7 separate regions of the Mus musculus genome follow, and all the other regions are linked to region 1. A link is a loop called in an ENCODE intact Hi-C map of the cell type or tissue named here. Cell type or tissue: left cerebral cortex. All regions are shown on one strand. Region 1 holds the start of Syndig1 (synapse differentiation inducing 1). Region 2 overlaps Syndig1 (synapse differentiation inducing 1). Region 3 has its middle 130 kb from the start of Gm14133. Region 4 has its middle 17 kb from the start of Cst10. Region 5 has its middle 110 kb from the start of Zfp120. Region 6 overlaps Gm14133 (predicted gene 14133). Region 7 has its middle 120 kb from the start of Zfp120.

The links. Peaks named below come from ENCODE experiments on the same cell type or tissue, not always from the same donor. Only the 100,000 strongest peaks of a DNase experiment are listed, where the experiment ranks them.
Region 2: it touches region 1 in a loop (2.4-fold over the local background); 5 of 42 quality-filtered maps call a loop at or near these places.
Region 3: it touches region 1 in a loop (8-fold over the local background); 2 of 42 quality-filtered maps call a loop at or near these places.
Region 4: it touches region 1 in a loop (3-fold over the local background); 2 of 42 quality-filtered maps call a loop at or near these places.
Region 5: a loop joins it to region 1, with 4 times the contacts of the local background. A loop is called at or near these places in 3 of 42 quality-filtered maps.
Region 6: it touches region 1 in a loop (4-fold over the local background); 3 of 42 quality-filtered maps call a loop at or near these places.
Region 7: a loop joins it to region 1, with 2.8 times the contacts of the local background. A loop is called at or near these places in 4 of 42 quality-filtered maps.

Annotation. Positions count from the first base shown.
Region 1 is chr2:149,830,117-149,834,116 of GRCm38, reverse strand. Syndig1 (synapse differentiation inducing 1) reads right to left here and starts at 3,334. Exons shown (of 4, transcript NM_001085521.2): 1 at 3,192-3,334. In left cerebral cortex, CTCF peaks have their summits at 2,080 and 2,283; DNase peaks (open chromatin) are centred at 2,476, 2,886, 3,275, 3,718 and 4 more places; H3K4me3 peaks cover 2,985 bases; H3K27ac peaks cover 2,807 bases.
Region 2 is chr2:150,000,465-150,004,464 of GRCm38, reverse strand. It overlaps Syndig1 (synapse differentiation inducing 1), which reads right to left. Exons shown (of 4, transcript NM_001085521.2): 4 at 73-1,288. The coding sequence ends at 1,130. Among named protein-coding and RNA genes, the nearest start is that of Zfp120, 130 kb to the left of the region's middle. In left cerebral cortex, no CTCF peak of the experiment used is centred here; no DNase peak of the experiment used is centred here.
Region 3 is chr2:149,664,264-149,668,263 of GRCm38, reverse strand. No RefSeq gene overlaps it. Among named protein-coding and RNA genes, the nearest start is that of Gm14133, 130 kb to the left of the region's middle. In left cerebral cortex, no CTCF peak of the experiment used is centred here; DNase peaks (open chromatin) are centred at 1,667 and 3,698; H3K27ac peaks cover 637 bases.
Region 4 is chr2:149,420,347-149,424,346 of GRCm38, reverse strand. No RefSeq gene overlaps it. Among named protein-coding and RNA genes, the nearest start is that of Cst10, 17 kb to the right of the region's middle. In left cerebral cortex, a CTCF peak has its summit at 1,623 (motif pointing left); a DNase peak (open chromatin) is centred at 1,592.
Region 5 is chr2:150,022,108-150,026,107 of GRCm38, reverse strand. No RefSeq gene overlaps it. Among named protein-coding and RNA genes, the nearest start is that of Zfp120, 110 kb to the left of the region's middle. In left cerebral cortex, a CTCF peak has its summit at 1,981 (motif pointing right); a DNase peak (open chromatin) is centred at 2,002.
Region 6 is chr2:149,766,456-149,770,455 of GRCm38, reverse strand. The region is part of intron 1 of Gm14133 (predicted gene 14133); the gene reads left to right. Among named protein-coding and RNA genes, the nearest start is that of Gm14133, 30 kb to the left of the region's middle. In left cerebral cortex, no CTCF peak of the experiment used is centred here; DNase peaks (open chromatin) are centred at 1,723 and 2,229; H3K27ac peaks cover 233 bases.
Region 7 is chr2:150,014,476-150,018,475 of GRCm38, reverse strand. No RefSeq gene overlaps it. Among named protein-coding and RNA genes, the nearest start is that of Zfp120, 120 kb to the left of the region's middle. In left cerebral cortex, no CTCF peak of the experiment used is centred here; a DNase peak (open chromatin) is centred at 1,890.

The DNA of each region.
Region 1 (4,000 bases):
AAAGGTATTTCAAAGTCTACCCAACTCTAGGAACACCACTGACATTTTTTTTTAGGAATAGCTTTTATCTCAAAGAAAATTTAGAGGTACACTAAGGGGCTCTGCAAGGGAAGGCATTCCTCCTGCTAACTCTCCTAGCCTTCTCTGGGGTGTGGCACACCTCTCTATAGTACTAAAATCACACTGGGTACCAAATCCCAGCAGGCATGGCACACACACACACACACACACACACACACACACACACACACCGCCTCCTAGGATCCAGTAAGTGAGACAGGAATGCCCACGTAGGTTTCCTAATGAACCCCTGGAGCATGCAGCACTCTCAGTGAGCCTTGCCAACAACAGCAGCAGACAATTTACATAAGCAATTGCTCCCTAGCAAATAAGACTCATTTGAGGAGGCAAATATGAAGGACAAGTTCAGTCCATTGCAGCCCTTCCAGGTCACTGTTAAATGAGGAAGAAATTAATTGCTTATAATTTACAAATTGAGGTTTAAAGATTTTACCATTTTTTTAAAAAAAATTATTTTGTTGTTCTTGAAGGAACTAGTCAACTAAAATCTTGCTCAGACCCCAGGTAGACAGGTATAGCACATTTAAAAGGCCAGTTTTCCTCAGTAATTGTAATTGTCTTTCCTCCAGCAATGGTCTACTTGTTCTTCCAATAAAAGTAGCGGGCTATCTTTTTTCCCCCCTGCGATATAAATGAGGAGAGGAATATCTTTCCTTGTATGAACATCATCTGTGCTCTACTGAGATCATTAGTAACAGTCATATTTTGAATCCAGAATGTAGCTCAGTGGTATAGCAATGTTTAGCATTTGTGGTGAGGCCCTGGGATCCAATCCAGCATAGAAACAAAACACACACGAATTATTATGATGGCCAGGCCAGCTTGCAATAAACTGCCATCATTCTCAGAGACAGGACCATGTGCAGACAGGTAAAGTCAGCTAGAAATTATTTTTTTTCTTTTTAAAGTTAAAATCAAAATGAAGCACTCACGAAAAACCCGTATGTAAACATATTACTTTTCTAGCTCATTTTAAAAATACAATTTAACAGCAATATAATTTATTATTTTAACCAATACATTTGCTTTGTTGGATACATTCATACATTCATAATTGTATAGGCTTACAGACACCAAATGATGCTATGATTTATTTGTATAATGTGGAATCACCGAATATTCCTCCCCTCAGTCATCCTTTTGGGAATAGATTTTGAAGTCTTTCCCAAACAAGGCCTCCAGGACTCTGAGAAACAAGGAGGAGGCGGCCAAGGCCAAGGGCATCTCTCTACCTTTCCATATCATTGAAGATTTCTGTAATAGGAAAGTTTGAAGTGCTTCCTTCCTGCTCCCTCTTCCCTGGTACCACAGTACCCTCTCTCACTGAAAAGGGGCAGCTAATTTACTATGAGTCCTCTCTGCAGGGGCAGGCAGTGGGGGCAGGGTGAGAAGGGCATCTGATCACTTACAGAGACAAGCTTGTCCCAGCAAAAGGCTAAAGTGTTCCTAGGTGCGAGAGAAGGAAGCAAAGAGGAAAGAAAGATGCTTTCTCACACATCCACAGGCCCCGCACCTGTGGTCTAAAACTTCGAAACGGCGGTCAAAGGCATGAGCAACTTCTCTGAAAATTCCCCTCAGCTTCTCCCCTCCTCCAAACAGACACCAGGCTACAGACACTTTTATCAGGACCCCCTTTCCCCTCTTTGAAACCACTTCTCTGCAAACACCCAAGCTGCAGACACCTTGACAAAGAAAAATCCACAGGCTCTGAGATATGTTAGGAGGTTGTTACCCCCTGCACCGTCCCCCCCTCCATCCCCCACACCGCTCAAGCTGCAGGTCTGCGCAGTTCGCAGCCTGATGGTTACCACCTCGCGGCTCTGCAGAAGAGGGCCCTAGAGATGCATGTCCCGCTGCCTGATTCTAAACAGAAAAACAGCCCCTAGGTATTTGTCAGACCCCTACGTCCCCCAAACAGCTAAACTGAGACCACTGTTTGCTGCACCAAAAACCCTGGTGAGACTATGAAAGACACAGGCAACCCAGTTCTTGCCCGCAGCGCAGAGGCGCCACCTCCACATCAAACACCGCAGGAGTGTGGTGCGCACCTTAAGTCTGAGGCACCGTGTGCCTGCGCTTCTGCTAGCAGAACACCCCACAGAAAATGAGGAATACCAGAAGACCCCTTCTTGTGGTCCTTTAGTAAAGCCAACCAACCCTTATCCTACTTGCCCAAAGCTCAACTGAAGGTTCCTCCACCACACCGCTAGGGTCCAACAAAACAGGCACATGCCCAAAGCCCTTCTTTCTTAAGAAAAGTGTCCAACTCCATGGATGCTCCACTCTCTCCAGTATTTACAGAGAGGACACGAATGAAGTGTAGAAATCACGCCCAGAGACAACAAAATTAGAATCTGAACCCTTTAATCGCATCTGCTTGCGCCCATCTCGGCGCCAGGACTGGCGGCTCCGAGGCTGCAGACTGTCGCGCTGCCAGGGACCGGACAGCTCATAAAAACCGGTCTCGTTTTGGATGGAGGTGAAGGGTTCTAGAAGTCCGGTCTTCCGCTCAGGTAACCGATTGTGCACCCACCCACCCCAATCCTGATGCTCTGGAACTCTACATTCTCTTTCCCCTCGGCCCTTTGCTTTCCTGTCCCATGTGGACCTCACTGACTGCCACCTCCGCGGATGCCTTTCTCGCCAGCCCCTCTTGGACTCAGCTAGGTAGCTCCAGGGACTGGTCGGTATCATCTAGGTGTTCCAGTACACCGGCCTGGCCCCCAGCAGCCTGGCTTTGCCGAACTCAAGACACAGACGCACTAGCTCTAACCGACGTCGCACAGCAGCCCCTTCACGCCGCCTGGGTACCCAAGGTGGCAAGGCGCCAAGTCGCACCCTGGGCCGGTATTACCAGTTCCTGTCCTCTCTGCATCTTCCCCGTCAGGCGCCATCTCCCCTCTCTCGGGGCGACACTGTGTCTCCCTAGTCCGGCCACTGCGACCCTTCAGGACTTACCGCGGCCGGCACACCATCACCGCCGCCTGGTCTGCGCGCTGCGAGGCGGAGCAGGACACCCGCCTGCGCCAGGGCATCCTCTCGCGCCCGCCACACCCGCCCACTCCGGTGGCCCGGGGTCCTCCCGCGCAGCTCTGGTGCTCGGGACTTACCTCCGGGACAAGGTGACCCGGCTGGTGCGCCCAGGCGGCCGCCCGCGCGTCTCGAGAGCCGGGAAGCGTGAGGGGCGCGGGGCGGTGCGGAGCCCGCCTCTGCTTCTGGGCTCGTGGCTCTCCGCCTCTGCCCTCCCCTGCGCGCAGCTTCCCCCGCCGCTCCCCTCCTTGGATCACTGCCAGCGCCCTGGGCTGCCCCGAGCACACAGTTCCCGAGAGCCGAACACAGGGCTGCGGCGCCACCCTTCCAGAACCCGGTCCTCTTGGCCCCTAGGAGCACAAAGGGCGCGGGCTGAACTAGGGGTGACCCGGGATGTGCCGTTCCACTCTTTGGTCTCGCGGAGCCTGGCGACTTGTGTGCAAGAGTATGCGGCCGCGGTCCCCGGGAGAAGGTGGCCGTGAGGAAGAGGAGGGGGAGAGAGAGCGGCAGCACACGAAGGTGGCCACTAACTTTGCTCCAGGCTAGCTGTGCCCTCGCCAGTGATAGCGGCTGGCGGGTGGCCGGGGGCTAGTGTCTGGAAACGTTGGGGCGACTGAGATGGGGGAAGGGGGACTGCCACTGGGAACTAGGAGGACAAGAATTAGCCGCCGACTGTGGAAACGGTGGCTTCCCTTGGTCCTAAAAGACCTCCCAGGCTCCAGGTCGACTTGAGGTTCAGAAGGTTTCTCTGGACACTGTAGGTTCAGAGAAAGACCCACGTCCTGACCAGCAGAAGGAATAAAGACAGAGACCAGCCTGAAATCGGTACTCTGGGACTCAAGCCTGTAGCTCGGACCAACACCATTGTAGGTGCACTGCGGGTGGCCCC
Region 2 (4,000 bases), 170 kb before region 1:
AGGCCACCCAACCACAGTTTCTGCATGCTGGCTGGCTCTTCCTCCAGGAAAGCATGAAGTAAATCATGAAAGCAGAGTCCAAACATCACCATTCATCAGAAAGAAAAGTCGTAAGCAAACAAGCTAAAAGATAATTTTTGTTAAATAATGAACACTCGTAAAACAGCAGTGACATGGTATTAAAACATCTGTGATTACTTATTTCTCAGCATTCATCTGGCAACTGAAGCAGCATGAAGCAAGAGTTGCACTTTAAAAATGACAAGAAAATAGCCATTCATTTAGTGGACAGAGTAAGGCCCATCTCATTTCCAGGATCTCCAACATCAGTGGTGTTCATGGCCAGGATGAGTGTCCAGGAGTTAAACATCTGGTGTGTCTTCACAGCTCCTTTCCCCCAGGCTCCTGGGGGAAAACACTGGGTTTGTTTTTACGAGGAGCTGTGGCTTCTTCTCCTTTAAGATTAGTGAGGCCCCACAAATGTGTATTGCTGGGTATCTGCAAGAAGCCTGATGCTCCAAGCTGGGGCAGCGTGCTGGGACTGAGCAGGGCCAGGTCAGGCGTTATGCTCCTCTAATTCTGCATTCTCAGGCAGGATCCATCTGTGGACAGAGACAGAAGATCTCCCAGCAGGTGCTTTCTTTCCCTTCTCAGCCCCACTTGTTTCTGACAAGGAAGCCACAAAGATGGGGTACACATAGAGGATTTAAGCGGGCCACAAGCTAGTGGTGACATGTCTCTTGCATTCTGCCTATTGCACCATATTCCATAAAAAATAAACATATTTTAACTGTTTGTATATTGCTAATGGGGTGTTGGTCCAGGCACTGGCAGGCTGCAGAGCTGGGTTGTCATCCATCCAATAGAATTCATTCAGGGTCAGCCACTGGGATGGAATCTTTGGAACTTCCATGTGGAAGAATCGGCAACGCTGGCTGCCTGGTGCTCTGCACAGTGCTGAAGATGAAGTTGAAGGATAAAAATGAAAGAACTCCAGGAGTAGAAGATTCCAGGGCATCATGGAGTTGTTTGGCAATCACTTGTACTGTACAGTAACACACAGGTGTCTCTTCTCTGCCCTCGTACAGCTGGCTTGACTCCCCCTCCTTCATGCCAGCATTTGGGAAGCTCACAGGTGGTTGTTTTTGGAGAGGTAGGCAATGAGGGCAACAGCCACACCCACATAGATGCCAGTTCCAATAGTAATGGACAGGACTGCCAGGAACAGGGCCCTCCGAGAGCTGGTGCTGGCCTGATGGAAGTCTCCTTTGGCCACAGCTTTGTTTGTCTGGAGAGTTAGAAGAGGAAAAGAAGAGAGTGAACAAGTTAGAAAGAATGGCGAGTAGAGAGCTCTGCTGGTCTTGTTCCCAGTGTTTAACTTTACTGGATTACAGACAGGTTCCACAAATACAGGCCAGGACACAGGGGAACAGGATTTATTCTCATAAAGATTAGACTCCAGGTAAGCTCTAACATGAATAAATGAATAAATGAATAAATAAATAAATAAATAAATGAATAAATAAATGGAGCGTTGGTGTTTGTCACTGCTCCCCACATGGCAAGTCCTCCTTCTCTCATGTTTCAAGAAAGTCATGTCTTGAACTATCCAGGACAGACCACTAATGTGACGCCACATGGGTCTTAGGAACAATAGATGTATCAGAGATGGGTGTGGCTCTCATCTCTAGTGCAGTCCTTCCTACTCAACAATGCTATTATTTTCACTAGGAAAACAATTTCTAAAGCACATTTTCAACTCCTATAACCCAATAAAGCATGGAGAAGGAAACTATTTCTCGTTTCCAAGAGAGAAAATTAGTGTGTGATATTGTTAACTGTATCCCAGAAGCCTTGAGGCACCTCTCTTTGGAGTGCTATGGCACCCTTGATTCCTGACTGTCCCCACCCGTACCATAGCTAGGACTGGTGACATTCATCTGCTGGTGAAAGTATTCTGAATAAGGCCTTCATCTTTGTGCTTGAGTATTTGGTTATATAATGAGGCAGGGGGTTAGTTAGATTTACACTTCTTGGGGTCATGAGGTAAAAAGTAATATAGAGAGTAGGCATTGGCTCAGAGTTAGTGTTTTGAAGCAGTTTTTTCTAGCTCCTCCCTTCCTTGTCATTCTCTGAAGTTAAGACTAGATTCACTAGCCAAGGGAGGGAAGTTGGCTATTGTAGGTAGGTCTCATTAATCTCCATAAGAACGCTGGAAAAGGTTTTGTTTTGTTATAAGAAATCACTATGTAAAACATAGTCCTTCTTCTTGTCTGGAGATGTAGCTACAGAGCTATCTCTATAATGGGTGTCTTGAGGCTAGGAAAAATCCCAGAGTTGACCTCAGAAGCCCGTGTAAGTACTGAAGGACCTCTAAGTCAGTTCTAGAAGCCCCCTGAGAACTAGAACTGCTGAGGAACATGCGTCTTTGTGTTCAGATTTTGCTGGCTGGCTGGGACACACTTTACTAAACTACACACACTCCTTGATTCAGGAAGTGGAGTGATGTTGGTTTAATTTGTAGCATTATGGAGGGAAATGGCTGAGTCACATGGCTCATGGGCTAGTGGAATGAATGTTGCCAAGACACATGATCCTCTGTAGCTCTCAGTGATGCCCAGGAAGATTAAATCTTTGTAGCAGAGGACACTCTGGTCAGTGTAAAAGTAGAGCCCACTGTTCTACGGATTTCCCTAACTCACATTCATAATCATCCCTAAAAAAATCTGTAGTTTCTCAGTGGCTCCCCTTTTCAGGGTAAATCTGCTATATTTCTGCATTATATGTAAGTACAAGAGACCATACTATTCACTTAACCTAAAAATAATAACACATGCCATGAGCCTTAGGTGGTCAGACTTGGAGATAACTTGTGAGTTTTCATTTTTCACAATGTCCTGATTCTGATTTAGTGAGATGGAAAATCTATGATGTGTTCATAAGAACTCACATCTGCCTCTGAATGTCTTCTCTGGATACTGACTTCTGAATCTTGAAAGCTAGATGTAGAGAGAGAAAAGCTGATGGCCAATGAGCTGAGGCAGGAAATAGGAGGTGGGACACTGGCAAGATGAGAGGGTTCTGGGGGAATATCTTGAGAATAAAGGGAGACACAATGGGAGAATCAGCGGACAAAATGAGGGAGAGAAGACTGGGAGACAGCCTGAGGAGAAGGATGAACACCAGCAGGTAGAGGAACTTAGAGACACCGAGGGGATGCAGAGGAGACTAGAAGGAATAATTGAAAGATGTGGGCCAGGACTGAAGGAAAGGTAACCAACCAGGTGGTAGACATAGAATGGATTGAATGGTTAAATATGTTAAGAGCTAGTCAGGGAATGAGCCAAAGTTTATGATCTAGGCATTTAATAGTAACTTATTAGTCTCAGAGTCATCATTCTGGGAACTGGGACTGGGAAAGAAAAACTTGGAATTTAAAAATTATTTTTACAGCTAGGTTTTAAAAAATTTCTTCCTTCATTTCTTGTCTTGGCACTGAGCTTGGAAGCTAACGGTGGACAAGGATTTTTGTGACGCAGAGCTGGGGGGAATTTCAAATGAGAAGCCTCTAAGGACAGCAGTAATTAATTAATTAAGCTATAATTAGCTGGGTTTCATTTTATCTAGCAATACTCCCAAACACTCCAATGCCCTATAACATCATTCACTGTAATTGCCCTTCTTGGCATTAACCCCAAACAGCCCTGGGACATCAGCAAGCTGCAGAGCTTGCCACTGTCTGGTCTTATCCCAGCCTGGTAAGCCTGTGCTAGGACAGAGGAGGGGAGGCAGAGGAAGCCCAGAGAGGAGGGTGAACCTATTTATCTAACCAGGAAATTTCCAGAGAATCTCCTGAGTGCCACTTCTCTATCTCATAAGGGTTGAACTTGTGAGTACTTATTATAGACCAGGGTCTGTATTTTCCTTGTCCTCTGTCGTCAACTGGAAACCCAGAGTATGCCCGTAGGTGGTAGTGGTGATGTTGGTGGGCCATCGATAA
Region 3 (4,000 bases), 170 kb after region 1:
CTCAGCTGAATTAATAAACCATAGGTTCAATGAGAGACACAGTCTTAAAAATAAGGTGGCGAGCAATAGATACATTTATAATTAGCCTCTGGTCTTGATACTGTGATACACATGTGCTTATGTTCTCTCTCTCTCTCTCTCTCTCTCTCTCTCTCTCTCTCTCTCTCTCTCATACACACACACACACACCCCTCTACATCTGTCTCTCATGCACACAGGAAGTACCTGTTAACGACACATTTGCTAGGCATAGACCCACACAGTACTTTCAGCTGATGATTATTCAGTAAAGGAGCAAAGAAGATTCAACAAAGAGAGTCTTTAACAATGGCTTTTGGGAATGTAAATGTGCATTATAAAAGAAAACTAGAAAATATACCCAGACCACATAGATACAAATATACACAAATATTTACTGAAGATTGATTGTACACCTAAATCCAAAATGCAAAGGTATAATACTTCCAGAAGAAATCACAGCAGAAAAATCTATGCAGTGTGTTGGATGATGAATCTTCAAATACAACACCCAAACTATGTGTGAAAGAAAACTTGATATATTGACTTTATTAAAGTGATTGACTCTGTTCTGTGAAAGATACCATTGAGAGACCAGAAAGACAAATCACAAACCAGGAGAAAATATATACAAGGCATAAATTTCATAAAGAGTGTGTATTCAAATACAGAAAGAACTTGTAAATCCATCAGTAGATAACAAATTCCTAATTGAAAACTGTGGATAAGTGGGCTGGAGAGATGGTTCAGTGGTTAGCAGCACTCACAAAAAGACCTGAGCTCAGCTCCCCAAACCCACATATTTGATGGCATACAATCACATGTAACTCCAGCTCCAAATGATTGCCCTCTTCAGGCCTCTGCACACACGTGTGTATATTCTCTGTCTCTCTGTCTCTGTGTCTCTGTCTCTCTGTCTTCATTTCTGTCTGTCTGTCTGTCTCTCTCTCTCTTACACACACACACACACACACACACACACACACACACTGTCTTTTTATGAAAAAAAAAAAGATCTGAATGGCTATAGCACCTGTATGATATACAGATTTTAAATAAGCCCAGTAGAAACACACAGCATCATCAGTGGGTAATTGCAAATTAAATATACAGCAAAATACTACAACCTATTAGAATGTTAACCCCCCAAATTGATTACTCCAATTTGGATTGGGACTTAACTGAAGTTGAATTTATATTTGTACACATTACCTGGAAATATCCAAGTTCTTGTTGGATTTTAACATGATATGTTGATTGGACAAGATGATCATGACTATCAAGTACTTTTATAAGATGTGTGGTTTTGTGGCCACTGGTACTGTGTGGGTGATCTCCTGTCTCGCCTAAGTCCCATGCTGGCATCATATCTGATGGGCACATATACTCTTAAGTCAGCAGCAGCCCCAGAAACTGAGCACAGATACTGCCTTCCTTGGTTTCTGTGTTTCCTTCAATGAAGACACCCTATCAAATTTGGTGTAAGGTAAGGATTTTCTCAGGATCACAGTTGATCTTTCCCTCTCTGTGTTTTGCACTCTGTTTCTTCAACTCATTTCTGCCTCACATTTCCAGGCCTACATTGATATGCAAAAGCCGTAGCTCCTGCAGCCAAGCTCCTTTACAGGGAGCGCAGAATGAGACAGATGACTCAAAGTGCTCTTGGCAGCAGTGCTTCTCTACCAGCCCCTCTCAGAATCTGTCTTGTCTCCCCGCCTCCCTTTTCTTCTGTTACATAGAGTTTGTATGCATCACATATCTATTCTGGGAAGAATTTTGATCCTGACAAGTGAGTGATGCTCACCCAGAGGAAAGAAGGACAAAGTATCTTGACCTTTAATAAGGAGGTCTGAGGTCTTCTGTGGCTAATAGTCTGGAATTCTGAAATGAAGCTTTCTGGAATACTTGACCCTACTCAGAATTTAGAAGAAAAGGAAACATCCTCTTAGCCAGGACAGGGAAAGCATTTCTTGCAACCACAGGGTATTCACAGAACTCAGAAACAAGATCCAATGCTACCTGTATGCTTTCCGTGGTGATCCAGAGACAGTAATACATCTTATTCTAAAACAACAACAACAACAACAACAACAACAACAACAACAACAACAACATGGCAGTAGCAGCAATAACAAAACAAACAAAACCTCAACAACAAAAGCAATAAAAACAACCTTACCCTTGAAGCCCCAAGCAAATTAATTTAATATTGTGAGCCTAGTGATCTGCACATGGAGACAGACAGCCTTCATCTTCATCCTGACTTGGTCAAGAGGATAACTGATAAGCAGAACACTGATAACTGTTAATAATAATGGTAGTCACAAAAGTGGCATTCATGGTGTGTGGGTTTACAGGAATGTCATGGCCTGAATTTTACGTGGTTGTCACTGTGAGTCCCCAAGGTGACACAGTGAGGTCAGATGTTTTCTCATCTTCCTCTGACAGAAGTATCTAAGGCTTCCAGAAATTAAGCAGCTCCTTTAAAGGCAGATCGTTAGCGACCATATAGTCTTACTCCTAGACTAGAGTTCCTGTTTATGGAATTCAGATGGAGCTCTATCTCCAGTATGCACGTGGATACATGGATAGACAGTAATTGTTCCAAAGAATAAGAGAAGGCTGAAAGGATTAGTGCAGAGCTCTATAAGACCCATCTGACTTTAGGTGCTACTGTTGCCCAGTTGCCTTTAAGATAGAAACTTAAATGCTGTCTTGTTTATGTGGCTTGTAAGAATATTAAGAGACACATTTCTCTGAAATACTCAGCAGAGCAGCTGGAATAGACTACAATGCCAGTTAGAACAATGACCAACTGACTTTAATAAAGTAGGTTTTACAAGAATTTCTGAGAGGCAGAGGCACCATTAACCCTCCACAGTCTTCAGCTGTGGATTCAGCCATACCTCTCTTGGACTCAAGTATCATTCTTAGGAGGTCTGAACTCTGCCGCTTCATGCAGAATCACCCTTGTCCTCTCTTCCATTCTGTTCTATCTTCTAATCTTCTCAAAGTTCCTACTGGAATTGCTATGGTTATTCTCATATTTATTTAGACTTTACATCTCTTGTTAGTTGCTTCTTTGCCCAACAGCCTCAGTTTTCATCATTTCCCAAATACTACCCATCTTTTCTCAACAGTCTGTCCCATTCACTAAATTTACTTCACTGCACAAACAGAAATGTTTTGTAGTGCTGCTCCTAGGTACTCCATAAAAGGTTGTTTGCACTTTGTCAGTAATTTTATTGAATGATGCATTCACAACACAGAAAAAAATGTGTCTCTGTTTATTAAGGACCATCTTTCTTTCACTTACAAGCAATGCATTGATTGTCCCACGTGTAGTGGTGCATTTATGCAATCCTCGCAAGTGGGAGATTGAGGCAGCAGGGTTGTTAATTCCAAGCCAACCTACATAAATTCATTTAACAACATTATTTTATTTCTGAGGTTTCTGGTAATTATCTAGAAATCATACAACATATTTTTTTTTCTCTAGAAGTAAACAGGAAGCTGAACCCTGAGGCCCTTTTATTCATTCTAGAAAGCCTTGCTCTCCTATTGTAGAGCTTGAGGAATTTCAATATACTTATCAAGTCCTCTGGGACTTGTGGATGGGAATAGTCATAATTTGTGTCAAGCTTCTGTCCTAACACATTCATCTGTTCTCTACCACCCACACAGGCTTGACTCACTGCCTTCCTGGACTTCCACATAAATAAATGGGACAAGAGATAAGCAAAATGAAAGAGAGATTTCTACCATGCATACATGTACATACATTGCCCAGTCAGCACAGGAGAGGTCAGTTTAGATTTTTAGAAAGATAATGGACTTCCCACTGGAAATTAAGCTATATATGATAAGTCATATATATGATGAAAGATTTATAAATGTAATACATTAAAAAACTCTTATAAATCATCACTATAAAGTCAACCAGGTAGGCAAAGGTGTGAAAAGGCAATTCTGCAAAGTATTA
Region 4 (4,000 bases), 410 kb after region 1:
ATTCTCTCTTGATTTGTGTTTAGGTTGAAGTAAGCACATTATACAACATGTGACTTATTATGATTAGCCAATTTACTGACTGTAGGAAGTTGATGACAGCATCACATGATCCATGAAATAGGAAGACTCACACTTAGATTTCATAAATCAGGGTTTGCTCAACTCATGCCCCCAATAAGCAGGGTGCTGCATAGCACAATATTCTGTTTTTGTGCTGGGGAGTTGGGAGAAACTCAAGGCAGAGGAGTACCTTTCTTTCAAAACCAGAGAAGATGTTTCTTTCACAGTCTTTCTGTCTGGGCTGCATGCAGGGTACATGATTTCAGATACCCCTTACCCCTTCCTTTAATCAAAGATAGAAACTGTGTCTTTGCTCTGTTAAGGCACAATGCACAGTAACTCATTCTCTGCAGACCGGTCTGAATCCAGGGTCTTCTGAGAAGGTACCCTTATATGTTAGCTCAGCAAGTGAAATTATCAATTTTGCTATTTAAGAGAACCACAGAAGTCAGACCATCAGTTCTTTCTTACTGTACCTGCCCCATGCTCCAGTGAATACTCAAACAATATCCCTCAGCTCAGGGGAACATGTTAGAGTCAAACCTCCTGACATGCCTCCAATACATCTATGTGATGTCATGGTAACATGGCAGGCATATTCAGGTTGTTGTTTTCCAGAAACAAGAGTGAGTCTCTTGTCTTCACTGTGTCTATACCTACCTGTTCATGTGTACCTGTGAAGATTCTAGGAGAGCAGTAGCTGCTGGAAGTTCTGTTCTTTGGGGGCGTGTGAGAATCTATAGTCAGGCTTAGCAGTTGTTATTTCTTTGGAATTTTGAGGATCATTAAAAAAAGAAGATCTTTTAAGATTTTTGTTTTGTTGTTCTGTTTTGCTTTAAAGAAACCCTGTTGAGTGTGTGAAGAGTTACAAATTCACAGATTTGGGACCTGGGTGGTCATTTTAACTTGTTATTTACTCAAGTCACACCCTAAGATTAAAATTTGATTTTTAAAAATTTGTGCTTTTTATTGACCTTATTAATGATGACTTAAGACAGTTTAAGATCTCAAGATTACCCACCTGAGCATATGAACCTTTTAATTCTACCAATTCCCCTCAGGTTGATGACTGAACTTATATTTTGTGCATTGATTCTAAGATATGATTTATCTTAATTTTCCTTACTACTCTTCTATATGATGTTTTTAATTATAGTGACATTATAATTTTGATACCTACCTCACCTTAAATCTCTCAAAACAGATCATAAATGTGAAGAGGTTTTAGGTCAACACTTCTATGTGCTGGGTTTTGGGAGAGAAGAATGAGTTCTCTAGAGTAAGGTTTTGTCAGATGGCTCTAAAAAAAATCTTATAAGAGAATGTCACCATCAGAAACTCACTGAAACAGGAACGTGAGCCAGCATGACAGTAACAACTTCTGTGTGTGTGTGTGTGTGTGTGTGTGTGTGTGTTGGGGGGGGGGGATGGAACGGGGGGGGGGGGGGAGGGGTGAAGAAGCTCTCTCTCATGCAAGTTAGTCTTAGTGTCCTCATGCTGTCCTCAATGCCAGGCTTTAAAATAAGCGTGAGGATGCTGCCACCCAGTGGGCTTATGAATATAAACATCTTTCTCCAAGGCCAGTAATTTAGATTCTCATAACCTGAGGCTTTAAGTAAATGAATGTTTTAAAACCTATATAGAACATACGTATACCTTGCTGGGTCTACTGTGCCTTCAATACATGTTCCTTTAGACATTTCCAGTCAGTCAATGGCATAAACAAACTTCTTCACAGGTATTGAAATCACTGCTGCTTCCTTCTGAGCTTGTGGCAAATATGTTTTAAGATAGACTGGGAGAGCTAAAGTCTACAGACTTGATATTATTATTTTTATTATCAACATCGTTATTGAAATTAACTTATCTCATGCAAAACACCAGACAGCAGTTTTCCCTCCCTCTGCTCCAGAACTCCCTGATAATTTCTTTTCTTTAGAAACACTCCTACCATGTCACCTGCCGTTTCTCTGAAACATTTCTCATTATGGAGGGATGGTAAGATGCTAACGTAAACAAACATTGCTTCCTTCGTCTCCAAGGTTATCTGCCCATTTTCCAGTCACTTGGAATGGCCAGTTCTCTTCAGAGGAACAGTGAACTTAATGGACATCAACTCATCTCCAAATCAGAGACCACCCAGCAACTAGTACTCTGGAAGCTTTCTCAGTTCTTTACTTTCTTAATTTTTTTTTTCCAAAAAATTTACGGGCATGAGTGTTTTCTCTTCATGTATGTCTGTGTGTCATCGTTATCATCAGAACTGGCTTTCTATTCTCTGAAGAGAGATCACGAATTTTGCTTAAACAATCCTTTTGAGTTCGTGAAGTGCCCTCCACACTGACCCATGATAAAAAGTCATTCAAAAAGGTACAGGGGTCAGATTTACCTTCTGACCTAAAATATTGTAATGCAATTGATACAATGATTTACCCAGAAAGCTGGTTATAGTACTAACGGAGCTATGACAGTAACACATTATGTCATTGAAGACAAAAAAAATAAATTTCAAGAATCATCAGAACTGGGGGAAGAGCTGCTGTGGTTAGTAAGTAGTTACCTACAGGAAAGAAGTCCTTCCTCAAATATTGCTTTCCTACTTCTCCTCATCTTTTTCCTCTAACACCCACTTCCTGTCCAACTCCTCCAACTCTTCTCACTCCTCCTTTTGCTTATCTTGCTTTTGGGATATGGATGGTTGTGTTATACTACCTAGTTTGTCGTTGAGGAGAAGGAGTTAAATCATTCTTTTTACTACAATAGCTGGGCTTTTATTTGGCTTCTTAGAGTCAATCTCCTATTCTCTTTGGCTGCATAAAAAGACATGTGACCCTTACAGGGTGGAAGGGTGGCAAGAAGCAAGTGGGCAGAGGAGCCACCATGGGTCCAAGCATACGAAGTTATGCTGACTTTAGAGCCTGATTGAAGCTGAAAAAGAACTAGTGGATATAGAACCTCTCCATAGATTAAACTGTGCATTACTGGAGAAGGGCAGCAAGTCACTCTCCCCAGGTGTTTCAGAGTCCCAAAATGAGGTACAGTTCTGGCCTTCCCTACCTGTCTGCAGCCATTGTTGTAAGTGTTGTATTCTATTGTTTCTCAATCTAATCTAGTGTTCACAGTGCCGGGGGGGGGGAGGGAGAGAGAGAGACAGAGAGACAGAGAGAGAGAGAGAGAGAGAGAGAGAGAGAGAGAGAGAGAGAGAGAGAGAGAGAGAGAGAGAGAGATGCTTTTGTGTGTAAATGTTTTTACTGCTTGGGAATCTGTCTCCAAATAAAATATAAAACCCTCAGGTCAAGTTAGAAACAGAATAAATTAAGTTCCAGTTGCAGTTGGAAATCAATGCCTAGGAGAAAATCTGTGAACACTTTCTACAATGTCACATTTGTTCATATGTAGAAGAGCATACATGTGGAAACAAGCACTAAACAGAATGCTTTCATGGATATGCTTGCATGACTGCTTTCTCTACTGTCTTGCATATAGGTGTGACAGACCATTTTATGATCTGGGATGATATAAGATGCCAGCTGAACTCAAGGTGAAAAGGGTCTAAGGAGTTGCAATCACAGAGATCAGTCTTTTTTTAATATTTTTTATTACATATTTTTCCCAATTACATTTCCAATGCTATCCCAAAAGTCCCCCATACACTCCCCCGACTTCCCTACCCACCCATTCCCATTTTTTTTGGCCCTGGCATTCCCCAGTACTGGGGCATGTAAAGTTTGCATGTCCAATGGGCCTCTCTTTCCAGTGATGGCTGACTAGGCCATCTTTTGATACATATGCAGCTAGAGTCAAGAGCTCCGGGATACTGGTTAGTTCATAATGTTGTTCCACCTATAGGGTTGCAGATCCCTTTAGCTCCTTGGGTACTTTCTCTAGCTCCTCCATTGGGAGCCCTGTGATCCATCCAATAGCTGACTGTAAGCATCCA
Region 5 (4,000 bases), 190 kb before region 1:
TGTTTTAGATATTGTGACTGCATGATAACCCACCCCAAACCCTGATTTAGTCAAGGATATTTACAACACTCATGACTAAGAAGGTCAGAGGTTTGTATCCAGAACAGATTGTAGTGTTGTCTTGTGGTATCCCTGACCCCAAGAAGCCGAGTGCCCAGCAAAAGGTCCATAAGCCGTGTATGCTGATAGGTTGGATGGTCATGTTATACACTCCACTTGAGTTCAGGAGACACAGACAGCCTTTTCCAGGGACAGCAGAGAATTGCAATGTGATAACACAGGGGTAGATATACCTTGGTCAGCTGCCTTTAAAGGTTGTGATTGGCAACATTCTTTGGTGAAGGTGACATCAGGGCTAATACCAGTTGGACACATAGGGACATACCCTGTGACAGTAGAATGCTGGGATTGGGGAAAATCGCAAGGAAGAAGGTTCCCCAAGAAGCTAAGTTATTGCAAGGTTCATGGAGGGTCTATGACCCATTGACTTTCTTCATGTCCAAGACATGAGTGGTAATTGGAGTTTCCAGTAGTAGGTAAAGAAGATTGGATCATTCAGCCAATGGCAACAAACTGAAGAATCAGCAACATAAAAGTTAAGAGGATCTTTCATCAGGCTGTATCAAAAAGGCTGAGCCCCAGCAAGGGTTGTTGTGCCTTTTACCTTCTTCCCTTAGCCAAAGGACTTCCTGTGCCAAAGACCAACACCTATGAGTGTAGCTCTGACCCCTGCAGGACTTTTCTGACTCTATACCTTGGGGGACTTCTTCCTTCTGGAAGTCAGACTTCCACGAGGGTTGGTCTCCCTTCTGGAAGCCTGTAGTAACTTTCTGAAAACAAACACTACAGAAATCCAGAGGAAGAGGCTGGGAGTAGTTGTTATGTTGTCCACCTGGTCAGTACTAACAGGGCATTCTAGACATCTCTGATTATGTCATGATGAGCTCTCACTACTCAAACTACCTGCCTGGGAGGATGGCATGAGGGTCTGGAACTCCATTTCAGGATGCTAGGCTGTTAAGGGGTTGCTCTTATGCATTATCCCTAAAGGAAAGCATAGATCATGAATTTGGGAAGATATACAAATAAAAGTTGCTGTCACTCAGTCCACCCAGCCTTGGAATAGCTTCCTGTATTCCCTAGACTCATAAATGGCACTGGAAGACTGAGTATTATCTTTAGGAAACACCAGATCATGCCATGCCAAGGAGGCTAACAGGGTGTTAGAGTTCTTTTGTGGCATGGATACATAGTAAGATGATGTTTATGAGGGGAAGCTATAGTCTGGGGGCCTAGAGGGGGGCTTCCCTGTGCCTAGGATCTAGTCCATCTTGTGTTCTTCATGGTAGAGTGTTCCTTTCTGCACTTAAGTATTCACATCTCTGAACCCACTTCTTCCAGTAAGACTTGCTCTGTTGGAGCCAAAGGTGACTTTCAGGGATAAACTTGTGTTGGAGTGTAAGGTTCTTCTGGGAAAGCCAGGCTCAGCTGGCAGGGACCTACCTCCTTCCTTGGTATCTTCTTCTCTCCCTGGCACCCAGTTCACTTCCCTGCAAACACCAAGCTCACAATTGTTTGGAAGATGTCTCTGAGACCTGATTTGTTTGGTTTTGTTTTGGGTTTTTTTTTGTGTGTTTTGTTTTGTTTTGTTTTGTTTTGTTTTTTTAGTTAATTTTTGTTCCTAGTTGCAGAACGTCACATGTCCTTGCATGTCACAAATTGTGACTCACTCTGCCTTTTCCACAACAGATGATAGAGTTCAAACAGAGGAGTGGTTTGTGGTGTTGGAGGTTAGACAGCTACATGATGAGCCCCTAGTGAGTTTGAAGGTAAAGCAGCAGTTGGACAGTATTACAGATGATATGCATGCAAAGTGCTGACTGCTCACAAAGACAGCTGGGAGTATTCAAGGAGCAGAGTCAGAAATCTGCCTGCTGGGCTAGATTTCCTGTATATAGCAGACTTTCCTGAAGCCCAGTAGAGGGCAACAAAGGCTAGAGAGAGGCTCTGTAGACCTTTGTCCTGCCTGGACAACACAGACATGTGGATGCTTAATTAATGCAAATGTGTCTTAATCATCCTCAAATGGGGCTCCTGGTGAGGGTTGCTATGGTCACAGGCCTCTGTCTTCCACATTAGCTCCGTATGTCCAGGTCTAATTCAGGCAGTGCGTGACTGTGCTGTGAGCCCTGGGTACCCATAGCAGTTACCACAAGCAATCTTGGCATCTTTTCCTCCTGCCACATTCCAAAAGTCACTGGAGGTCTCCATGACTATGAACCATGATGAGAATGAGTCGTCTGGTAAGCTTTGTTCCCAGTTTCTGCCACATCTGTACCTTGAAACACTGCCAGGTAAGGTGAGGGCAGAAGGAACTAAATAAAAAGGAAGAAGAAAAATAGGCTCAGAGAGCTCATACAAGCTTGTTTTTGACTGTCCAGGCTTCAGGTCTGGCAAAGAGGTTTATGGTATTGGGTAGTTTTATGCCAGTGTATTAAGTTGAGTTGTGCTTTGTGTCATCTAGTGTCTCAAAAATGTGCCAAGAAAGTAAGATATGAGTCTGTTTTCAGGTAAATTTGGAATTGGTGTGTATTTCCCTCAGGCCACACAGAACAGTTGGGTTGATGAGCCAGTATTCCCCATTTTGGAGCAGAATTGGATCCTAACCTATATCATACGCTTCTAATGTTGGGCCTTATATATAAAGGTTGCTGTAGTAGAGGCATGCTTCTCTTTACTTACCCTTAAAAGTTGCTGCTGCTGCTGCTGCTGCTGGTGGTGGTACTGGTGGGAGGGGAGAAAGTTAGGGACCATGCCTTAGTGGAGTAGATTTCAGTCAAGACACCTTAGCCAAACACTTTCCCTTACCACAGTAGGGGGAACCACGTAGAAGTGAATCCTATTGACTTGTGCCACCACATACGGATGACTCAGGCATCAACACAGATGTGCAGTATTTCTGCACCAGCTGTTGTAGTAGGGAAGGTATTCTTGGCTACGATGTACATCAAGTAACATCTGTGGGGTGGCAAGCCTCTGTGAGTGAAGTTATTGTCCTTCTGTTCTTGTCCTCCTCATTAAAGGCACAGAGGCTTACTGTATTGTTTTCAGAGTTTGTTCCATGAAGCCATGTAGGTCTGTTAGCCCTAATATCTAAGATTAAGGCAACATATGGTTGGATACTCATGTAGAGAGGCTAGATCTCTAGGGTTGGACTGTTGCATGTCCATATGTCTGTGGCTTGGGGCTAGAGAAAGCATTTTGAGCCTGGGGCTGAGAACTGTAAGCTTAGAGTTTGTTTTTGTAGCAAGGCATATGCTTTAATTGTGCCATGACTAGGCTCTGGAAGCAGAATTCTTGTAGAAAACTTCAAAGGAATCTCTGTGGCTGTCTTGAGCCCATCTCAATTGAGACAATACTAGCTGCTAGAGCCAAAGGATCTTAAAGGTCCACAATCCCAAATACAAAAGGTTATGTATATTCATTAAAGAGCCCAATATATTATGTCTTTGTTGACAGGTAGCTTTTTTTCACCCCAAATGTCCTGGCAAGAATCATTTCTTCACATGCCTTCAGCAAAGTCTGTCCCTGCAAGCAGCCCTGGCCCCTTCTTCCATTTCCCTTTTGAGTTTTATCCTGAATTCCTTTTCCTTACCTGTTGTACCAAGTCCTCCATACCTGACTTCTGGATGTGTTTCTGGGTCTCCTTTCCAGCACTCTAACCTTTTGTCCAATCTTTGGTAACCCTGTGTCTTTCTTACCTGACAGGAATTATGAACTATCTTCCTCCAAGGATGGCAGTTGTTTGTGGCACTGTGCTAGGGATATTCCACCCCCCCCCCCAAAAAAGGAAGAGGAATGAAGTTAAATAAGTGTTCCAGAAAGTGCTCCCCTTCTTTGGCAAGCTAAAAAAAAAAAAAAACCAAAACAACAACAACAACAACAACAACAAAACAAAAACAAAAAAAACCTAGAGAAATCTCAATGTGTACAATCAGGT
Region 6 (4,000 bases), 64 kb after region 1:
TGGTGTTTATCTTTCTGAGGCTGACTTAATTTGCCTAATATGTTTATCTTTAGCTGCATACATTTTTCTGAAAATGACATAACTCTGTGATTTAAGATGGAACAAAACACCACATTCTCTGAATGCTATTCTTCTAACTTTGAACACCTAGATCATTTCTATAACTAATCTGTTGTGAATAGTGCTGTGATAAATATTAACATGAAAATATCTCTGTGCTTTTTGACCTGGATGGAACTCTTTGAGTAAATATCTAGGAGCAGTAAACCTGGGGCATAATTGTAGGTTTGGAAGGTATTGGAGAATTTTCTGTAGCAGTTGGTCTAGTTCATATTCCTACTAGCAGTGTGTAAGTACAAGCCTTCCCCTTTTCTGGATCCTTCAAGCACTGTTTATTTGGTTTCGTTATGACTGAAATTCTCAATGGAGTTAGGTAGAAGCTCAATGTATTTTGCTTTTGCATGTCTCTGATGGCTAATGAGGTTGAACATTGTTTACCTATTTATTGACCATTTGCATTTAAGTGTTTCTCATATAGACTTCTGAGTTCTTTATATATTCCTGGTATTAATTCTTAGTATCAGGAATATTTAAAGCGCCCCTAATAGTTCTACTTGGCAACCACAGTTGAAATCACCAATGCATACAGAATTTGTCTTTCCCTCTATCCTCAACAAATGATGCCCACATGACACTGATGGATAACCAGTTTGATACTAATCTATGAGATCATAACAGGCTTTTATATTGTTCTTACATCTGATTTGAGAGTATTTTTTTAACCTAAGCTGGCAGAGAGACTACAGGAATAAAGTTGGAAGCTTTGGAGGGTATCCTGTTGGGAGAGTGGCATTGAAGCTATTGAGCAAGGGTAACACATGAGCCAAAGTAGATCTAGATCCAGGTGGGTGGTTAAGGGACAGGGCCTTACAACACAGAGTAGTATTTTGGGGCTAGATGCTGGGGTCTGGAAATACCATCACATGGATAACAGAAACTGAACTGTATTTTCAAGGTGGTTCCTATGTGCCTCTTCCAAGGTGCATGGTGCATTCTGTCTGGACCACTCATGCTCCAGGAAGGTGTGCAGCTGACTCATAGCCAGACCTCACTCTGGCTTCTCTCCCTCTCTCTCTCCCTCTCTCCCTCTTTCTCCCCCTCTCTCTCCCTCTCTCCCTTTCTCTCCTTCTCTCTCCCTTTTCCTCTCTCCCTCTCTCCTCCCCTGCCCCCTCTTGGATCTTACCAAGGAGCTCTTGTATTTTGGGTTGGGGATCTTCCCTTTGCCAGTGGATGGAGTCAGCACTGCCCATCACATCTGCTTCTGCTCAGTCATTCCCAAAGAGTTTTATTTTAATAGAAGTAGTTTGGTTTTCTTAGGTATGAGTTTATTCTCCAAAACAGTTAACATTTCAATGTCAAAGAATGAATAAAACAGCCAAGTGGAGTTGCCAACACCCATGAATATTCTAGTTTTAAAATCAAGATGAAAATCCCTTATGATGAACATTGAAAAGTGTTCAAATTAATTTTTGGCATTAAAAAAATATTTTCAGCCCCAGTGAGTGCAGCTTAGGGCAGAATTCCATTTTGTTGCCTGTGACACGGAGGAGTGAGGGAGGCTGCTGCTTTCTGGCACTGTTATGGCAAGCTCTGGGTGTGGTGCGAATGTTGCTAACTAGGATGAGAAGTAAGTGTGGGTGCTGTCTGGGGTGCAGATGCTTTCTGAGCAAATATATATATGACAAGTAAAGGCTTGGGAGACAGTATGCCAGCTTTCTTTATTTGTTCTGGAGTAATTTGGTTCATTCAGTGGGATGTGTGAGTGTGAGGCATTTTCTTCACCAGATGGCTCCAGTAGCTTCAATGGGTGTTTTCTACTCCAAGCTGTGCACAGTTGGATGTGGCTAGATGTTGATGTTATCTCTGTTTATGCTCTTGTGGGACCTCTCTACCCCCACCAATAGCCAATGCTCTGAGTTGTCTTTAAGTAACAGCAGATCTCAGCTCCAATGAAAAAGAGAAGCACCTTTCTCATACCTGCACCACAGTAGGCCACGTCCTAGGGGATCATCCAGCCCTGTGTCAGGATGCTCACCTCCCCACAGGGCATTCTAGGAATGCCAATGGTCTAATACACCCCCAATCAGCAGCAGATGAGTCACTGGTAAATATCCCAGACTTTTGTCCTTCAGACAGAACATTCAGAGGACCTCACAGAAGGTTCCCAGTGGGTTGGACCTCAGTTGTCTTCATCATGACTCATACCATCTTGTCTCTTGGCTTTAAAGTCTCTGCTTCCCTTCACTTTGTCTTCCCCCTTGTCTGCCTTTCTAGGATATCTCCAAATAAACTTCTCACTCTAGATCCTTCTCATATGTCTTTGAAGAAAAGTTAGACCAAGAGAAAATTGGATTGAAGCTGAGACTCAGGAGGTTGTTCAGTCATGTTTGAGGGCCATGTTGAAAGCAATGTGTGTCAAGGTACCAGTCTATGGCAGGTTTTGTAATGTCATTGTTTCATGGTTAAAAAGAGGTGAAACTGGTTAAAGAACATTTATTGCTGTCATAGACCACAAAGGAGGAAAGAAAGGAAGGAAGGAAAGAAGAAAGAAAGGATTGATTATAGAAACCTTGCAATTAAGACAAAATGAGGATAATTTTCATGAAGGAATAAGTCAAACATTGAAAAAGGACAGCCATTATTACATGGGGATTTGTAGAAGAGCCAGATTACATATTTACAGCAGTGCTAGAACCCAACTGTTCTTAAAAAGTAGTCAAATGTGTAATATGTTTATTCTTTTTTTGACTTGTAAACCAATTTTTTAAAATAATATTTATTGATTGATTTATTTTTATTAGATATTTTCTTTATTTACATTTCAAATGTTATCTTCTTTTCTAGTTTCCCCTCCAGAAACCCCCTCTATCCTATACCTCCTCCCCCTGCTTCTATGAGGGTGTTCCCCCACCCATCTACCCACTTATGCTTCCCTGTCCTGGCATTCCTTTACCCTGGGACACCAAGCCTCTATAGGACCAAGGGCCTCTCCTCCCATTGATGTCTGACAAAGTCACCCTCTGCTACATTTGAGGCTGGAGCCATGGGTCGCTCCATGTGTAGTGTTTGGTTGGTGGCTTAGTCCCTGGGAGTTCTGGGGGGTCTGGTTGGTTCATATTGTTGTTTCTCCTATGGGGTTACAAACCCCTCCAGCTCCTTCAATCCTTTCTCTAACTCCTCCACTGGGGAACTCATAGTCAGTCCAATAGTTGGCTGTGAGCATCAGCTTCTGTATTTGTCACACTCTGGCAGAGTCTCTCAGGACACAGCTATGTCAGGCTCCTGTCAGCAAGCACTTCTTGGTTTCCACAGTAGTATCTGGCTTTGGTGCCTATTTATGGGATAGATCCCCAGATGGGGCAGTCTCTGGATGGTCTTTGCTTCAGGCTCTGCTCCACACTTTGTCTCCATATTTGCTCCCATGAATATTTTGTTCCCCTTTCTAAGAAGAACTAAAGTATCCACACATTGGTCTTCCTTCTTCTTGAGCTTCATATGGTCTGTGAACTGTATTTTGGGTGTTTTGAGCTTTTGGGCTAATATCCATTTATCAGTGAGTGCATACTATGTGTGTTCTTTTGTGATCAGGTTACCACACTTAGCATGATATTTTCTAGTTCCATCCATTGGCCTAAGGATTTCATGAAGTCATTGTTTTTAATAGCTGCATAGTACTCCATTATGTAAATGTTCCACATTTTCTATATCCATTCCTCTGTTGAAGGACATCTGGGTTCTTTCCAACTTCTGGCTCTTATAAATAAGGCAGCTATGAACATAGTGGAGCATGTCTACTTGTCATATGTTAGACCACCTTTTGGGTATATGCCCAGAAGTGGTATAGCTGGGTCCTCAGTTAATACTATGTCCAATTTTCTGAGGAACCACCAGACTGATTTCCAGAGAGGTTTCATATACTCATTCTTGATGATTTATTTAC
Region 7 (4,000 bases), 180 kb before region 1:
GAAGGTAGGTTGTGGAACGCCAGACTCAAAAGCCTACATAGTCTCTAATACTGGTCATGTGGTACTCTGGAATACCTTTAGAGGTACCATTCCATAGAGGAGAGCTCCTTTCTGGCTTACTTCCCATGACTTGTTCATATAGCTTTCTTATTACAGAAATAAGCATAAGAATAATGACCAGTAGCTCTCATGGAGGGTGGGTGGGGCAGGCAGTGGCTCCAAGGAACATAAGCTGCTATATTCTGCATGGCTTGGGTCCTGAAATTTTGATGAAGGGTGACAAAAGAATAAAGAAAGGACAGGCATACATACATACAGAAAAGCTGGGGTCAGGTTGGGCGTATGAAGTTGGATGGAGTGGCACCTACTAACATACCCCCAACCTCAGCATGTTTATTTTGTACAGCACTGGGGCAGGAATGTCTAGTCTCTGTAGACAACCAGTCTCAGACAGTTAACATATAGGAGAAGGAAGAAGATTCAGTTGCTAGTGTTTGTACACACTGATCAATTGTCTGTAAAACTTGTAGTTAGACTAGAGGAAAAGAAGGTTTTAAAACTTTAGGCATGGCCCATGTAAGGATAGCTTTGCCAATTTGCCATGGGTCCAATGCCTTGGTCTTTGTTATGGCTGTGCCCAAGTCAACAATGTACATTCACTTAGGACTTCACTCTCCCAGGGCTTCCTCCACACCTTCAAGTATGTGGGTTATGTTAATGAACTGTCGTTGCCTATGGTGGTTTTTACTTATCAGTGTATATTGTTTAAACTCTTGCAATTGTACAGTCTTGGGCTCACAGTAAAGGAGAAAGATAGGTAGGAAGTTTTAAAAAAATGTGTTCTTTAAAAGCTCCACAGAAAGGAGTCGGCTTGGCAGCCTCTGTTCCCAGAGAGTGGAAGCTGGGTGCTGTCATGGCACCAAGAAGTGGCAAAGGATTCCAAAAAATGGTTCTGAGGTCTGGTGTGTGTTCAGCATCCGTGACACCTCCAGGTCTCATTAGTCTGGCTCTGGCCTCTGCCTATCTGTGATGTCTCCCGGCCCTCCAAATATGATGGTAAGGGGTGGGGGCAGGGAAAAGAGATGCCATCTTCTGCTCACTCTTTCAAATGGGTGTTAGTGAGATTAAAGCTAGAAAAATGAAGCAATATGTTAAACCATGTTTGTTTCCTGTCCAGGCTTCTCCGAGAAAAAGAAGCCAATCCTGCTGTACTCCTTGGGCTCTTATTCTGAAAAGGCTGATGAGTCCCTCATTTCTACCCCTTCCTACCCTGTCTCTGCAAATGATGAAGGACAGCCAGACACACAATTAAGCCAGCAAGACCCAGGGAGCTGCTCTAGCCAAGAGCGGTGGACAACTGCCCCACCTTCCTACAGTGGGTCTTGGGGGTGTGGCCTATAGGCCCTCAGGGTCCCTGGTGAGGTAAACCTCATCTATTCATGGCCATTGCCTGATTTTACAGGCAGCCTCTCCTAGCTTCAGCCCTTTTGGGGCCTCACACCACTTCCCCTGTGCTTCCTGGGATTGTCTCTCAAGCAAACCACTGGAACCAAATCCATAAAGGGAGCTGCAGGGGCAGCTACCCAGGGCTTCATTTTTCTTTTCTTTCCTCCCCCTCCTAACATGTCTCTAACACAAGAATTGACCTTCCCAACCCTGCTTGGTTTTCTCGTGTCATCAATATTTTTCCAGCTCACTAGAGTAGGTAATGGGAACTACTGCTGCAACCACAGCCATTGTAGACATTGAGTCCTACCCTGCAGCAGGAACCTCAGGGAAGTACCATGCACCTATGTGACTTTCTGGAGATGAAAGGAAGGTCGGCACAGCTGTGTTGTGAACCAAAATTCTTCCAAGAAGAGGTTTCTTCTTTCAAGCGCACATTTTTCTCAGTACAGCAGTTTCTCCAGTTCCCTGGTAGCAGCCGCCAGAATCTCTAAAAGGCTGACAGCAGCTCTGGGGAACTGATGAGCAGCAGGGGCTGGATGCCCTTGGCTGAACATTTGAACTGGGTCTTTCCCTTTTGTAGCTGTGCTGATATTTGCATATGTGGGCAGCAGCCTTTGGGGGTCTGTATTGCTCCTTTGTGAGAAGAGAAGCAGTATTGTGGTGTAGAATCCACACCTGAACTTCGAGTGCCTCAGTTTCCTTGTCGAATGTAAAAATAGCTTTCCCACATGCATATTTCATAAGGGCATTATTAATGGGATCAGATTTAATCAGATCTAAGTACATATGCCTTACACATCTTTTCCCCAAAGTAAGTCAAGTACAGAGGGAGTTGCAGAGTTGTGGGCAGCCATGCTATAGGGCTGGGAATGAGAATCACACATACACTATAACTGTCACTGCTGTTCCTCAGGAGCCCCTATATTATGCCTGTCTGTCCTGTCATTTTACAGTGCTACTGTACCAGGTGTTTGCCTCTCCTACTTTGAAGATGAAGAAAGCGAGGCTCAGAGATGTGTGATTATGTTGGTGAATGGGACTTTGCCGTTCATGTCTGCTGACCTTAAATTTTATGTCTCAAGCTGCTGCATTACAATGAAAAGAAAAGAAAAAAAAACATGGAGATTGCTGGGACTTGAGAACAGAGATATATAAAAGTTCCTAGCTCATACTAAATGAAAAGACTATGAACACCCATACCATACACACACACACACACACACATCCACACACACACATGAACCTCACTCATATGGTGTGCACTGTGCCTTTGCCTGTGTGTACATGCACATGCATGTATGAAATGTGTATTAAGCTGGATACATGGCTTACTAGATAAAGTGCTTAATGCATAAGTATGAAGACCAGAGTTTGAATCCTCAGCACCCACATTCAAGCTAGATAGGCATAGTCTCCCTGATAGAATCCCAGCATTTAAGAGGTGAAGGCAGGGGATTCCTGAAGCAAGCTGGGTAGGTCAACTAGAAGAATCTTTGAGCTCTGAGTTCAGCAGAAAAACCCTGCTTCAGTAAGTAATCAGAGAACAACTGAGGAGAACCTGAGTTCAAGCACTGGTCTACACACACATACACACACACACACACACACACACATGGGTACAAATGGGGTACACATACAATGTGCACACATGTACAAATATGTACAAATATGAACATACACATGCATAAGCACAACCCACATACACACATGCAAAAGACATTGTGTATGGTGAATGCACACACTTTAAAATGATTAGAAGTAGTGTGAACTCCACTCATCCCAAGAGCTGGATTTTGACAGCATTCCAGTCATGCTTCTGTTGCCTGCCAGCCTCATGCCTCCTCTCGGACAGAACTACCACCTCCTTGAAGTGTGTGTGGTATTCTTTGGTCTCATGTTACTACTTTTTCACCTGCGCATACTTCATACTTGCTGTTTCTTGCTTTGAACCAGGTTTACATGGATCATAGCATAGGTTACCTGTGCCATGTGGGTTTTACTCACTGTTGCAGCTCTGAACCTTGCATAGCTGATGTCCACTGTTTGTTTGCTTGTTTGTTCCTTTTTTTCTTAAAGCAGTTTTTTGTCCCCAAGGCAAGATTAATAGTCTAACTTTGATAAGCAACATATATGGTATGAGTACATGCAGACCCATTTGGGCCAGAGCAAAGAGGGAAGAGACAGGGGGTCTGGTTTGGATCCTGGAATCTTCATGGAAATGTCTATAATGACATATATTTATGGGCATGTTCCTGCATATAAGGTACCTGTGCAATATAGGAATGGGGCAAAGAAAGGTGTGGAACACTGAGGAGTCTGGAAGTCCAAGGATGGGAAGAAAAGAGGCCCAGTGGGAGCCCACACATCCTGGTAAAAAAATGATCTGACTGAATTATGATTATACCATGTTCATAATCCCAGTATTTATAATAATATGTGCATACTGGAGTAGGGAGGCATTCACTTCTGTAATTGGTCTTTGATTCTCCATGTTTTTATGTGTGATACAACCATTTTCAGAACTGGCTGTTTTTTGCCCATGAGCCCTTTA